Linked DNA regions of Homo sapiens: region 2 is linked to region 1. Evidence: chromatin contacts called from ENCODE Hi-C or POLR2A ChIA-PET data. All regions are on one chromosome and are shown on one strand. Each heading gives the region's core, a stretch centred on a gene start or an enhancer-like site at or near the end of the contact. The rest is flanking DNA. Distances are from core to core; before and after follow the strand shown.

Region 1 (6,039 bases), core at 2,367-4,866:
GATAATAACAAAGGATAAAAACAGAAACTTGGCTGGGCGCGGTGGCTCACGCCTGTAATCCCAGCACTCTGGGAGGCCGAGGCGGGCGGATCAAGAGGTCAGGAGATCGAGATCATCCTGGCTAACATGGTGAAACCCCAAACCCCGTCTCTACTAAAAAAATTAGCCAGGCATGGTGGCGGGCGCCTATAGTCCCAGCTACTTGGGAGGCTGAAGCAGGAGAATCGCTTGAACCCAGGAGGTGGAGGTTGCAATGAACTGAGATCGTGCCACCATACTCCAGCATGGGTGACAGAGACTCCATCTCAAAAAAACAAAAAACAGAAACTTGGCTTATTAGCCAGAGTTGTATGCACTGAGGTCTATGGTCACATAAGTTTATTTAGTTATGGAATATTCCAAATTTAAGGAAATGACCATAGGTAGGTTACCTTGTTTCCTCACCTAAAAAATAAGAATACTAAGAAGATAACAGATGTGTGAGAAAGAAATAGGGAAATGCACATAAAGACGATTCTTGATACAGAGTGCTTGTTACTGTTATGATTAGGTGGCAAGAAGCATCCTTCACATTTTAAACCTGCATACATAGGCAAAAGTCACTTCATTCTTCTAACAGGCAGCTATCATTTATGATCTAGAACAGGACTGGCAGTCTGCAGCTCACCACCTGTACAGTCTGTGAGCCAGAAGTATTTTTACATTTTAAAATTATGTGAAATTCAAATTTCAGTGTCCACAGATGGAATTATTAGAATCGAGTCACTTACTCATTTTTACATATTGTCTGGTTGTTTTAATGATGCAACAGCAGAGTCAAAGCAGTTGTGACAGAGACTGTGTGGCCCTCAAAACTTAAAATGTTTGTCTGGCCCTTAATTTGGAAGTCTATGGACCCCTTACCAAGAATAGCATTAAGATTGAAATGTGGCCGGGCGTGGTGGCTCACATCTATAATCCCAGCACTTTAGGAGGCCGAGGTGGGCGATCACCTGAGGTCAGGAGTTCCACACCAGCCTGGACAAAACATGGTGAAACCCCGTCTTTACTAAAAATACAAAAATTAGCCAGGTGTGGTGGTGCATGCCTGTAATCCCAGCTAATCGGGAGACTGAGGCATGAGAATCACTTGAACCTGGGAGGCGGAGGTTGCAGTGAGCAGTGAGCAGAGATTGCACCACTGCACTCCAGCCTGGGCAACAGAGCAAGACTCCATCTCGGGGAAAAAAAAAAAAAAAAAAGACTGAAATCTACAAATTGTTACAAAAATACCCTATTACCTTAGACAAGTATCCTAGATTTTATTTAACAGGTAACAGGTATTACATACCCATCTTTTAAATGAATATCTGGCCGGGCGCAGTGGCTCATGCCTGTAATCCTAGCACTTTGGGAGGCTGAGGTGGGCAGATCACCTGAGGTCAGGAGTTCCACACCAGCCTGGACAAAACATGGTGAAACCCCGTCTTTACTAAAAATACAAAAATTAGCCAGGTGTGGTGGTGCATGCCTGTAATCCCAGCTAATCGGGAGACTGAGGCATGAGAATCACTTGAACCTGGGAGGCGGAGGTTGCAGTGAGCAGTGAGCAGAGATTGCACCACTGCACTCCAGCCTGGGCAACAGAGCAAGACTCCATCTCGGGGGAAAAAAAAAAAAAAAAAAGACTGAAATCTACAAATTGTTACAAAAATACCCTATTACCTTAGACAAGTATCCTAGATTTTATTTAACAGGTAACAGGTATTACATACCCATCTTTTAAATGAATATCTGGCCGGGCGCAGTGGCTCATGCCTGTAATCCTAGCACTTTGGGAGGCTGAGGTGGGCAGATCACCTGAGGTCAGGAGTTCAAGACCAGCCTGGCCAACATGGTGAAACCCCATCTCTACTAAAAATACAAAAAATTAGCCGGGCGTGGTGGAAGGCACCTGTAATCCCAGCTACTTAGGAGGCTGTGGCAGGAGAATCACTTGAACCTGGGAGGCGGAGGTTGCAGTGAGCCGAGATCATGCCACTACACTCCAGCCTGGGCAACAGAGCTAGATTCTGTCTCAAAAAAAGGAAAAAAAAAAGGGGGGGGGGGAAACAAAGGAATATTTGTGGGCTAGCTTAGGTTGAACTTCACTTAAGTTAAAATCAACTCAAGGTGAGCGTGGTGGCTCATGCCTATAATCCCAGCACTTTGGGAGGCTGAAGTGGGTGGACATCTGAGGTCAGGGGTTCAAGACCAACCTGGCCAACATGGTGAAACCCTATCTCTACTAAAAATACAAAAATTAGCTGGGTGTGGTAGCACATTCCTGTAGTCCCAGCTACTCAGGAGGCTGAGGCACAAGAATTGCTTGAATTCAGGAAGCGAAGGTTGCAGTGAGCCGAGACTGCACCACTGCACTTCAGCCTGGGCAATGGAGTGAGACTCTGTCTCAAAAAAATAAAAAATAAAAATAAATAAGTCAATTTGAACAAAAGTGTCCACAAAATTATCTTAGTATACTACCTTCAAGTAAATTTAAACAGTTCTCCCTCGAAAACACATAGGGTTTATCACGAAGTTTAATTCCCAGTGTGCATAGAGATGATGATGATAACTAAGACAGGGTCTCACTTGGACATCCACGTTGGAGTGCAGTGACACAATCTCTGCTGACTGCAGCCTTCACTTCCCGGGCTCAAGTGATCCTCTCACTCCAGCTTCCCGAGCAGTTGGGAGTACAGGCACCCACCACCAGGCCTGGCTAATTTTTGTACTTTTTTTTTTTTTTGAAATGGAGTCTCGTCCTATCATCCAGGCTGGAGGGCAGTGGCATGGTCTTGGCTCACAGCAACCTCTGCCTCCCGGGTTCAAGTGATTCTCCCACCTCAGCCTCCAAAGTAGCTGGGATTACAGGCACCTCCCACCAAGACCAGCTAATTTTTGTATTTTGAGTAGAGATGGGGTTTCGCCACGTTGGCCAGACTGATCTCAAACTCCTGACTTCAAGTGATCTGCCTGCCTTGGCCTCCCAAAGTGCTGGGATTACAGGAGTAAGCCACCATGCCCAGTCTGATTTTCGTATTATTTTGTAGAGGTGGGGTCTTGCCATGTTGCCTAGACAGGTCTCAAAACCATGGGCTCAAGTGATCTTCTCACCTTGGCCTCCCAACTGGGATTACAGGCAAGAGCCATGACTGATTTTTTTTTCTTTTAAATGCATGCCAGCACTTCTATCTGCCCTGCTCCCTCCCTGCTGCCAGGAGCTGCTGGCCTTTAAGAGTTCTCAGCCAGCACAGGAGTCCTCTCTCATTTGACTAAGTTACCAGGAACTTTTCCAAACTGGAAAGTTTCAAGCTGACAATTCAGCAACTCCCACCCTTCTCTCAAGCCCCCAAAATGCTGAGTTAAAAGAGAGTATCTATTTAGGCATAGAACCTCCTCTTAGAAAAGCAGCATTCCAGGCCAGGCATGGTGGCTCACGCCTGTAATCCCATCCCAGCACTTTGGGAGGCCAAGGCGGGCAGGTGTGAGAACAGCCTGGGCAACACAGCAAAACTCCCTCTACAAAAAAATACAGAAATCAGCCATGCATGGTGACATGTGCCCATAATACCAGCTACTCAGGAGGCTGTGGTGGAAGGGATCACCTGAGCCCAGGAGGTCGAGGTTACAGTGAGCTGTGATCATGCCACTGCACTCCAGCCTGGGCGACAGAATGAGACTGTCTCAAAAAAAGGGAGGGGGGGTTATTACATTATCAAATTATACCCAGATGAGACTTTATAGAAAATTAGAAAAAGAAAATTAAAAATCCAAAAGTGCATGCAAGGGTCTCTAAGTTCAAATTCTACTTTCAACAGAGAAACTACAAATCAGATTTCAAAACCTTTGTATTTTATTCAAAATTGGAGGCTTACAGAGGATCTATGGCAACCAAAGGCACTGGCCCTCTATCAAGACTGGCAAGTGAATGTTAGTTTTTAAGTTAAATAAAAATGTTAAGAGTTTGTCTCGCATCACTGGAAAAGTAAACAGCAACTACTGGTCCGGACTGCAGAGTTACAGGCCTCTTTTTCTGGTCACTAGGTTTGGGTTAGGAATAAACTGGTTTCTATTGCCTAGATGAAATTCTTGTTACACAATTCTATGCTCTCTAAGCAACTTCCTGGATTACGTTAATAATGGGACATAACGCAGGTGGCTAGCCGCCTGAAAAGTACATCATCACTTAGTAAATAGTAAATAGGGAGTTCAAAATCATCCATATTCAAAATGTTGCAGTCCTGAATAAATGAAATGCAAAGTCTCATGTATCTAGGTCATTGACTATGATGTTTCCAGTTCTCCAAGACAGAGCTAAATTACAGGAGATTAATAATGTTGAAAAACCATTAGTATAAGATGTGTCTGCTTTTCTGAAGAAACATTTTATGCTTCAGATTTTTTTTTTTTTGAGACAGAGTCTCGCTCTGTCATTCAGACTTGAGTCTAGTGGTGCAATCTCGGCTCACTGCAACCTCCGCCTCCTTGGTTCAAGCAATTCCCTCCCTCAGCCTCCCGAGTAGCTGGGATTACAGGCTCCCACCACCATGCCCAGCTCATTTTGGTACTTTTAGTAGAGATGGGGTTTCACCATCTTGGCCAGGCTGGTCTTGAACTCCTGACCTCGTGATCCACCTGCCTCGGCCTCCCAAAGTGCTGGGGTTACAGGTGTCAGCCACCGCGCCCGGTCTATGCTTCAGATTTAAAACCAATCCTGCATCTACAAGACATCAGCATGACTAAACTTTTCTTCCAAAAATGAGTAATATGGAACCCTTGTGTCTCAACATCTCTCTTTCATAAATTACTTTTTAGAAAGCCTCATGAAAATAGTATATAAATTTGATAAGTGATTTAGCACAATCCAGTAATTTATGATATAAGAATCTCGGCTCACTGCAACCTCCGCCTCCCCGGTTCAAGCGATTCTCCTGCCTCAGCCTCCCAAGTAGCTGGGATTACAGACATGCGCCACCACGCCCAGCTAATTTTGTATTTTTAGTAGAGACGGGGTTTCTCCATGCTGGTCAGGCTGGTCTTGAACTCCAGACCTCAGGTGATCTGCCCGCCTCAGCCTCTCAAACTGCTGGGATTACAGGCATGAGCCACCACACCCAGCCAAATGTATCTTTCAAAAAAAAGGCCGATAAATTTAAATGAGTAATTATCTATGGTCCAGAAATGATTCACATCTAAACTACTAGCTTAAGGCAGATGTGCTAATATCCAACTTTTGGTGATGGTAGTTTTAAAATCCAGCATGTTTCATTAAGCACTTGTCTACTCATCTAAATTGACAAACCTGCAGATAGAATTGGGCTCCTCTGGGCCCTTGATCTGCCAATTAATTCCAGTCTGTCCTAAACTCTGCTACTTTTGAACCTTTCATGCTTTTGAGGGTCTACAGCTAACACAGTCACCACTAGCATCATATGGCTAAATTTAAGATTAAATAAAATTTAAAATTCAATTCCTTAGTCCAGTCATATTTCAAGTGCTCATCTCAAGGGTCACATATTGGACATCTACAGCCAATTAATGGTATATCCTTTTCAGAACAGGTAAAATATGTAACTGTTAGTTATTTATCCACTTAAATTTTCATGCAAAACCTTACCACTTTAAAATGCTTTTCGAAAGAAAATCAGAATCATGAAAATGGGCTAGCAGGAAAGAAGCATCATGCACATGGTATCCAAACTAAATCCATTCACTTTTGTCTTTACAATCTTCAGCCTCTAGAAGGACAGAGAACAGACTGACTCCTGTCAAAAAGTGACAATTCAGCACAAGTTCTCCACCTTAAAGAGAAGCACTGTGGAGAAAGAAGTTGCTGATTTTGTTCCTTATCTACTAATTGTGTGATACTCAACAAGAATTGTATGTGATGAAAAGATACTGAATATACATCTTTCCCTCAAAGAGCTTATATTCTTGGAGGTGGGGTTGGAATACAGTCACATAGAATGCTCAATATTTTGTGTCTAAAAACTGCAAGAACACATACATCTATATAAA
Region 2 (6,039 bases), core at 1,969-4,468, 46 kb before region 1:
TAAGTTGAAGTCCTCATGATTCAATCCATTTGGCACACAGTAATTTACACTGGGCATTTACATTTTGCTGTTGAAACTAAGACAGTAACTCATACTGTGATATATAATCTTAATTTTACGGTATCTTGTTGACAACATCTATCTAATGAATGACACCTTGATTTGGGTTTTATCTTACTAGTTTAGTGTCATTTATAGCTTAAAAGGATGGTTTTCTCTAATCCTTAAACAGAAGACTAAAAGACTAGATTTTTAAAAGTGTCCATGCTTGTGTTATGTAGGTTGTTCCATAATCAGTGACAATGCTTTAAAAAAAATCAGAATTTATTTTTAAAAGTTGCCTCTTTTCTGTCAATCACTATACAAACTTCTGTGTGGTGGATGGGGGTAACGGTATTGTCCTGAGGCAATAGGGACATGACTTTGTTGATTGGACTGTTAATTTGTTTTATTTCTGGGTGATCTTTGACTTTCTTCTTTTCTTTCTGTTTTCTTTTCTTGAGACTCGTCTCACTCCGCTCCCAGGCTGCAGTGCAGTGGCAGGATCATGGCTTACCACAGCCTTGATCTCCTGGTCTTAGATGATCCTCCCACTTAAGCCTCTTCAATAGCTGGGACTGCAAGGTGCATGCCACCACACCCAGCTAATTTTTGTAGGGACGGGGTTTCGCCATGTTGCCCAGGCTGGTCTCAAACTCTTGACCTCACACAATCCACCCATTTCAGCCTCCCACAGTGCTGGGATCACAGGCGTGAGCCACTGTGCCCCGCCTGACCTTTGACTTTCAAAGGATGAAATTTAGTGTTGATATAACATCAGTGTTAGCATTCTCATCTAATGAAAATGTTAAAATAAGGTGGCTTGATTTGCATGACTGTTAATATGATGCTTTCTAACTTATAATGATCACTATTTACATTTGTAGATTTCTTAACCATTTGATTCTTACAGACATTTTTGTGAACTAGACAATATATTTTGCAGTCTAGAAACTGACTTAAATGACTTTCCTAAGGTAAAGCTGGTAAGAGGCAGAATTTGGATCTTGATTAGTGTAACATTCCCCTGTCTCTTGTTACTGTAAAATGACTAACTACAAATACAAGATGATTTTCTGGACTACTATTCACCCAGTTGCTATCTCATTTAGATTCCTGTATCTAATCCAGTAGCAAATTCTGTAGGTTCTGCTTTCAATATATGTACTAAATCAGACACTTTCCCCCCTGTCTTTCAAACCTCTGTTCACTTCCATCATTTACTGCCTGGCCTCCTGTATTAGCCTACTTTGGAGCAGCAGCTAGTGTTATCTTCTTAAAATATAGACCATGTTACTCCCCTGCTAAAAACTGTAGAGGTTCTCCATCACACTTACATTAGAATCTTGCCTTCCCCCCCACCCCTTAGCTATAAGGCCCTGCATTCATTTGGGATGCCTACTTCTGAGCGCATCTGCACTTCTCTCTCTGGGTCACTCCACTGTAGCCACACTGTTGCTTTGCTGTACCCTGAACAATAAGTGGTTGAGCTTATTCCAGTCACAGGACTTTCCTCCAGTTTGTTGCATTGCTTGCTTTGTCCAGTTGTTCCGTTCTTAGCTCATATGTCATACCCTCTACCTAACCTGTCCCGTATAAACCAGTTTCCCTTTTTCCTCCCCCACAATTTTATCCTCCTATCTCCCTTTCTTCTGTATAAGTGCTTATTACTGTTCGAAGTTATGTTATTTACTGTTTATTTCTCTCTATTCCCCATTAAACCTTCATGAAGTTAGGGACTCTTGGATATCCCGGGCATTGCTCATTCGTGCCTAGACCAATCCTTGGCACATAGTAGATACTGAAATATTAATAGACTAACTGAATAGATGAGCCTTAATCTCAATGAGCAATAATTTGACATTGTTACTCCTTGGTATATTCTGTCTGAACCAATGTCTGAGCTAAAAGTTAAAGCTAGTCTCGTTTTCCACCCATAAGCTCACTTAAAAAGGACATCAATCTTTTACATTATTTCTTTTTTGTGTGCCTACTCTGCTTATGTATCTTTTTTTATTAACTAGGAAATGCACACATAGAGCACATTTGAAAGGCTCTGAAGGATACGTAGAGAATCCCTCATCTGTCCTTCAGCATTCCAGTTCCCCTGCTTAGAAAACCACTGTTTTTGTTTGTTTGTTTGTTTGTTGAGACGGAGTCTCCCCCTGTTGCCCAGGCTGGAGTGCAGTGGTGCAATTTTGGCTCACTGCAAACTCCACCTCCCAGGTTCAAGTGATTCTCCTGCCTCAGTCTCTTAAGTAGCTGAGACTGCAGGCATGTGCCACCACACCTGGCTAATTTTTAGTAGAGATGGGGTTTCACCATGTTGGCCATGCTGGTCTCAAACTCCTCTTCTCAAGTGATCCACCTGCCTCAGCCTCCCAAAGTGCTAGGATTACAGGTGTGAGCCACTGCACCCGACTTCAACCACTATTTTTATTGTGTATCCTTACAAGAAGACCAGAGCAACTTTCTGCTATAAGTTAGGCGTCTTCTCCTTCTCATGCAAATACCTTGATTCCCTTCTCTTCCCCTCTAACCACCTATGTATCTTCAAGTTGACTTTTTTTTTTTTTTAAGAGACAGACTGCTGCTTTGTTGCCCAGGCTGGAGTGCAGTGGCTTTTCACAGGCGTGATCATAGTACACTATATACATACAGCCTCGAATTCCTAATATCAGGTGATCTCTACCTTCAGCCTCCAGTATCTGGGATTACAGACATGCATCATAGTGTTCTGCTTTGGCTCTTTTTTTTTTCTCAAAGGGCTGTTTAATGGAACCTTATGGTTAGACTTTATTTTATTTTTTCAAATATTGGAAATTTAATACTTTTTCAGTAGAGATGGGGTCTTGCCATGTTGCCTAGGCTGTTCTCGAGCTCCTAGGCTCAAGTGATTCTTCCACCTCGGCCTCCCAAAGTGCTAGGGTTAACAGGCATGAACCACCGTGCCTGGCCTAGACTTTATTGTAACTAATTGCTTATTCATAACTTTCAGAATGTTTCCTAAATTGTGCTATATAAAAAATGCTGTAACGAAGTTTTGTATGTATGGCATTTTGCACAAGTGTGAGTGATATTGAGTCTTAGTAGTTCTGTTTTAAGCTAGAATCTTTAGTTTCGTTTTTCTGCCTTATCTTCTGGACCAAAGCTCTTTTAGCCAATAAAAGTGACTGAAGCTGGGCATGGTGGTTCACACCTGTAATAACAGCTCTTTGGGAGACTGAGGCCCAAGGATTGCTTGAAGCCAGGAGTTGAGACCAGCCTGAGGAACATAGTGAGATCTCCATCTCCACCAAAAAAAAAAAAGTGAGCAGTTAAAGCTTAAAGTCATAAAGGTTAGGAGGTACCTAAAATGTCCCTCAAATGAGAGGTTCTGCATAATCCTGTCATAAAGGAGAATCACTTTCGGGAACCGATAAGTGAGATCTATAGTTATGGCCTTGGTCAAAACCAAATCTGTTTCAGCTTTACATGTTACGTTGATACAGTGACTGACATTCCTTTAATGGTCTTTTCAGAATTAATCATGAGGGCTGAGCACTGTGGCTCATGCCTATAATCTCAGTACTTTGGGAGGCTGAGGCGGGAGGATCCCCTGAGCCCAAGGTTTCAAGACTGGGCTGTACAACATAATGAGACCTTGTCTCTACAAAAAGATAAAATGAAAATTAGCCAGGTGTTGTGGCACACATCTGTAGTCCCAGCTACTCAGGAGACAGGTGGGAGGATTGGTTTGGCCCAGGAAGTTGAGGCTGCAGTGAGCCTAGATCGCGCCACTGCACTCCAGCCTGGGCGACAGAGTGAAACCCTGTCTCAAAATAGTAATAATGATAATAATGAAAATGATAAAATACAGTCTTGGGAAAAAGTAGTTAACTTACCCTAGGGGTTGACTTATTTGATTAAAACCTAGTGAGTCAACCTGCTGGAATTAGAATTTTACCAGTCTTTCGCAGAATTTACTTTATGTCTCCCTTCCCCACTGGTCCCTTGTCTATGGTGCTTAAAAATTTACTTAAGAAAATACATTTAATTAATTTTTTGAAACAGGGTCTCTGTCACCCAGGCTGAAGTGCAGTGGAAAAATTTACTCTTCTATTTGGTGTGATTTAGCCTCAAATTCTTAAAAATCAGATACAGTCTGATTTTACATTGAGACTTGAGTTTACTTTTTTAATAGGATTTTTTGAAGTACACACATTTTTTCCTGTTACTGTTTAAAAGCCACTCATTTGATAGGTATTCTAGTGCATAAGGTATTTTTTTTTGTAAGAAAAGTGATTTAGAAAACTCACCTTTTATTTATTTGAGACGGGAGTCTTGCTTTGTTGCCCAGCCTGGAGTGCAATGGCACAATCTCGGCTTACTACAACCTCTGCCTCCCAGGTTCAAGCAGTTCTCCTGCCTCAGCCACTGGAGTAGCTTTACTCTCTGCCTTGAACATTTTTTTTTTCTTATTTTGAGATGAAGTTTTGCTTTTGTTGCCCAGGCTGGAGTGCAATGGCGTGATCTCGGCTAACTGCAACCTCTGCCCCCTGGGTTCAAGCAATTCTCCTGCCTCAGCCTCCCTAGTAGCTGGGATTACAGGTGTATGCCACCACGCCCAGCTGATTTTTGTATTTTTAGTAGAGGCAGGGTTTCACCATGTTGGTCAGGCTGGTCTCGAACTCCTGACCTTTGGTGATCTGCCCACCTCGGCCTCCCAAAGTGCTGGAACTACAGGTGTGAGTCACCGCGCCTGTCCTATCTGTTGTTTTAAGCTCTGAAAATACTTGTCTGATAATGTTTTCTTCCAATTAAAAAAAGGCATGGAAAAGTTACCATGATGTTTCAGAAATATATGTACCTCCAGGTGGGGGCAGGGAAACTTAGCCAGGTATGGTGGTTCATGCAGTAATCCTAACAGAAGACTGAGGCAGGAAGATCCCTTGAATCCAGGAGGCCGGGGCTGCAGTGAGCTATTAGTGGCACCACTGCACCCCAGCCTGGGTAATAGAGGCAAGACCCTGTCTCTTAAATAAATAAATAAATAAATAAATAAATACAAACTCATTATGATGAAGACAGATTTGTTATAAGTTGTAATTAAAATCACCTTTGGAATTTAAGAAAAAACTTGTAAAAAATTTGACTAGGAACAGTGGTTCTTTAGTTCTTTCAGTTGTCTCACTTAAGAATTTTCTGACCTCTTCCTAGGAAAAAAAGCTATTTTTTTTAACGTATGACTTCTGGGGATTCAGATTCTTGCCAAGTTTATTTGTGGATTCCCTAGGTCTCCATGTGCTCCATGTTAAGAATCCTTGAACTGCTTTTGATAGTGATTAAACTTTCAGGCTCTAAAGATACTGTTTTAATATACTATCTAATGTTTTGATTATGAAATGTGAGCATAACTGAAAGTAAGTTAAAAATAGCAGTCAGTTCAGTATTCTTTTTTAAGCTCCTCTGTGTCAAGCAGTTCCTTTAGTCCAGATTGATCAACTCCTGCACAAGTGAAATTAAGTTTTGTCAAATTATCAAGTACTTTAGTATTCACTGTGCTAAATGACTGTGACTGGAAATGTTATGCATTTGCTTTGCTCAAGTTTGGAATTTTTTCCACACGTGTTAATGACCACTCTTAAAACCAGAGTTTTTTTTTGTTGAGACGGAGTCTCGCTCTGTCGCCAGGCTGGAGTGCAGTGGCACGAACTCGGCTAACTGCAATCTCCACCTCCCAGGTTCAAGCGATTCTCCTGCCTCAGCCTCCCGAGTAGCTGGAATTACAGGCACGCGCCACCACACCCAGCTAATTTTTTTTTATTTTTAGTAGAGACGGGTTTCACCATGTTGGCCAGGATGGTTTCAATCTCCTGACCTCGTGATCCACCCACCTCGGCCTCCTAAAGTGCTGGGACTACGGGAGTGAGCCACCAGAGTTTTACACATTAGAGAACATCTGTTCTATCCTTTTCTTTCTCTGGTGAGGAATTTGTAGGCCAAAGAAGTTGGATGACC

What was found. A loop is a pair of places that touch in the nucleus more often than their neighbours do. ChIA-PET counts read pairs that join two places held with the same protein, here RNA polymerase II (POLR2A). Pooled maps may share reads with other maps.
Region 2: a loop to region 1 is called in a pooled map, with 2.7 times the contacts of the local background. The contact joins two enhancer-like sites. A Hi-C loop is called at or near these places in 1 of 168 maps with a recorded cell type or tissue (CD4-positive, alpha-beta T cell), 1 of 37 single-sample maps with no recorded cell type and 6 of 50 pooled maps. POLR2A ChIA-PET finds 5 or more read pairs at or near these places in 14 of 52 experiments (CD4-positive, alpha-beta T cell, GM12878, H1 and 9 more).

The regions. Positions count from the first base shown.
Region 1 is chr12:93,388,293-93,394,331 of GRCh38, reverse strand. The region is part of intron 1 of NUDT4 (nudix hydrolase 4); the gene reads right to left. Among named protein-coding and RNA genes, the nearest start is that of NUDT4, 13 kb to the right of the region's middle. Within about 2 kb of position 3,616, at least 2 of the 41 ENCODE cell types and tissues checked have a DNase peak (open chromatin) inside an H3K27ac peak, as active enhancers do.
Region 2 is chr12:93,433,938-93,439,976 of GRCh38, reverse strand. All of the region lies in intron 1 of UBE2N (ubiquitin conjugating enzyme E2 N), which reads left to right. Among named protein-coding and RNA genes, the nearest start is that of UBE2N, 5.0 kb to the left of the region's middle. Within about 2 kb of position 3,218, at least 5 of the 41 ENCODE cell types and tissues checked have a DNase peak (open chromatin) inside an H3K27ac peak, as active enhancers do.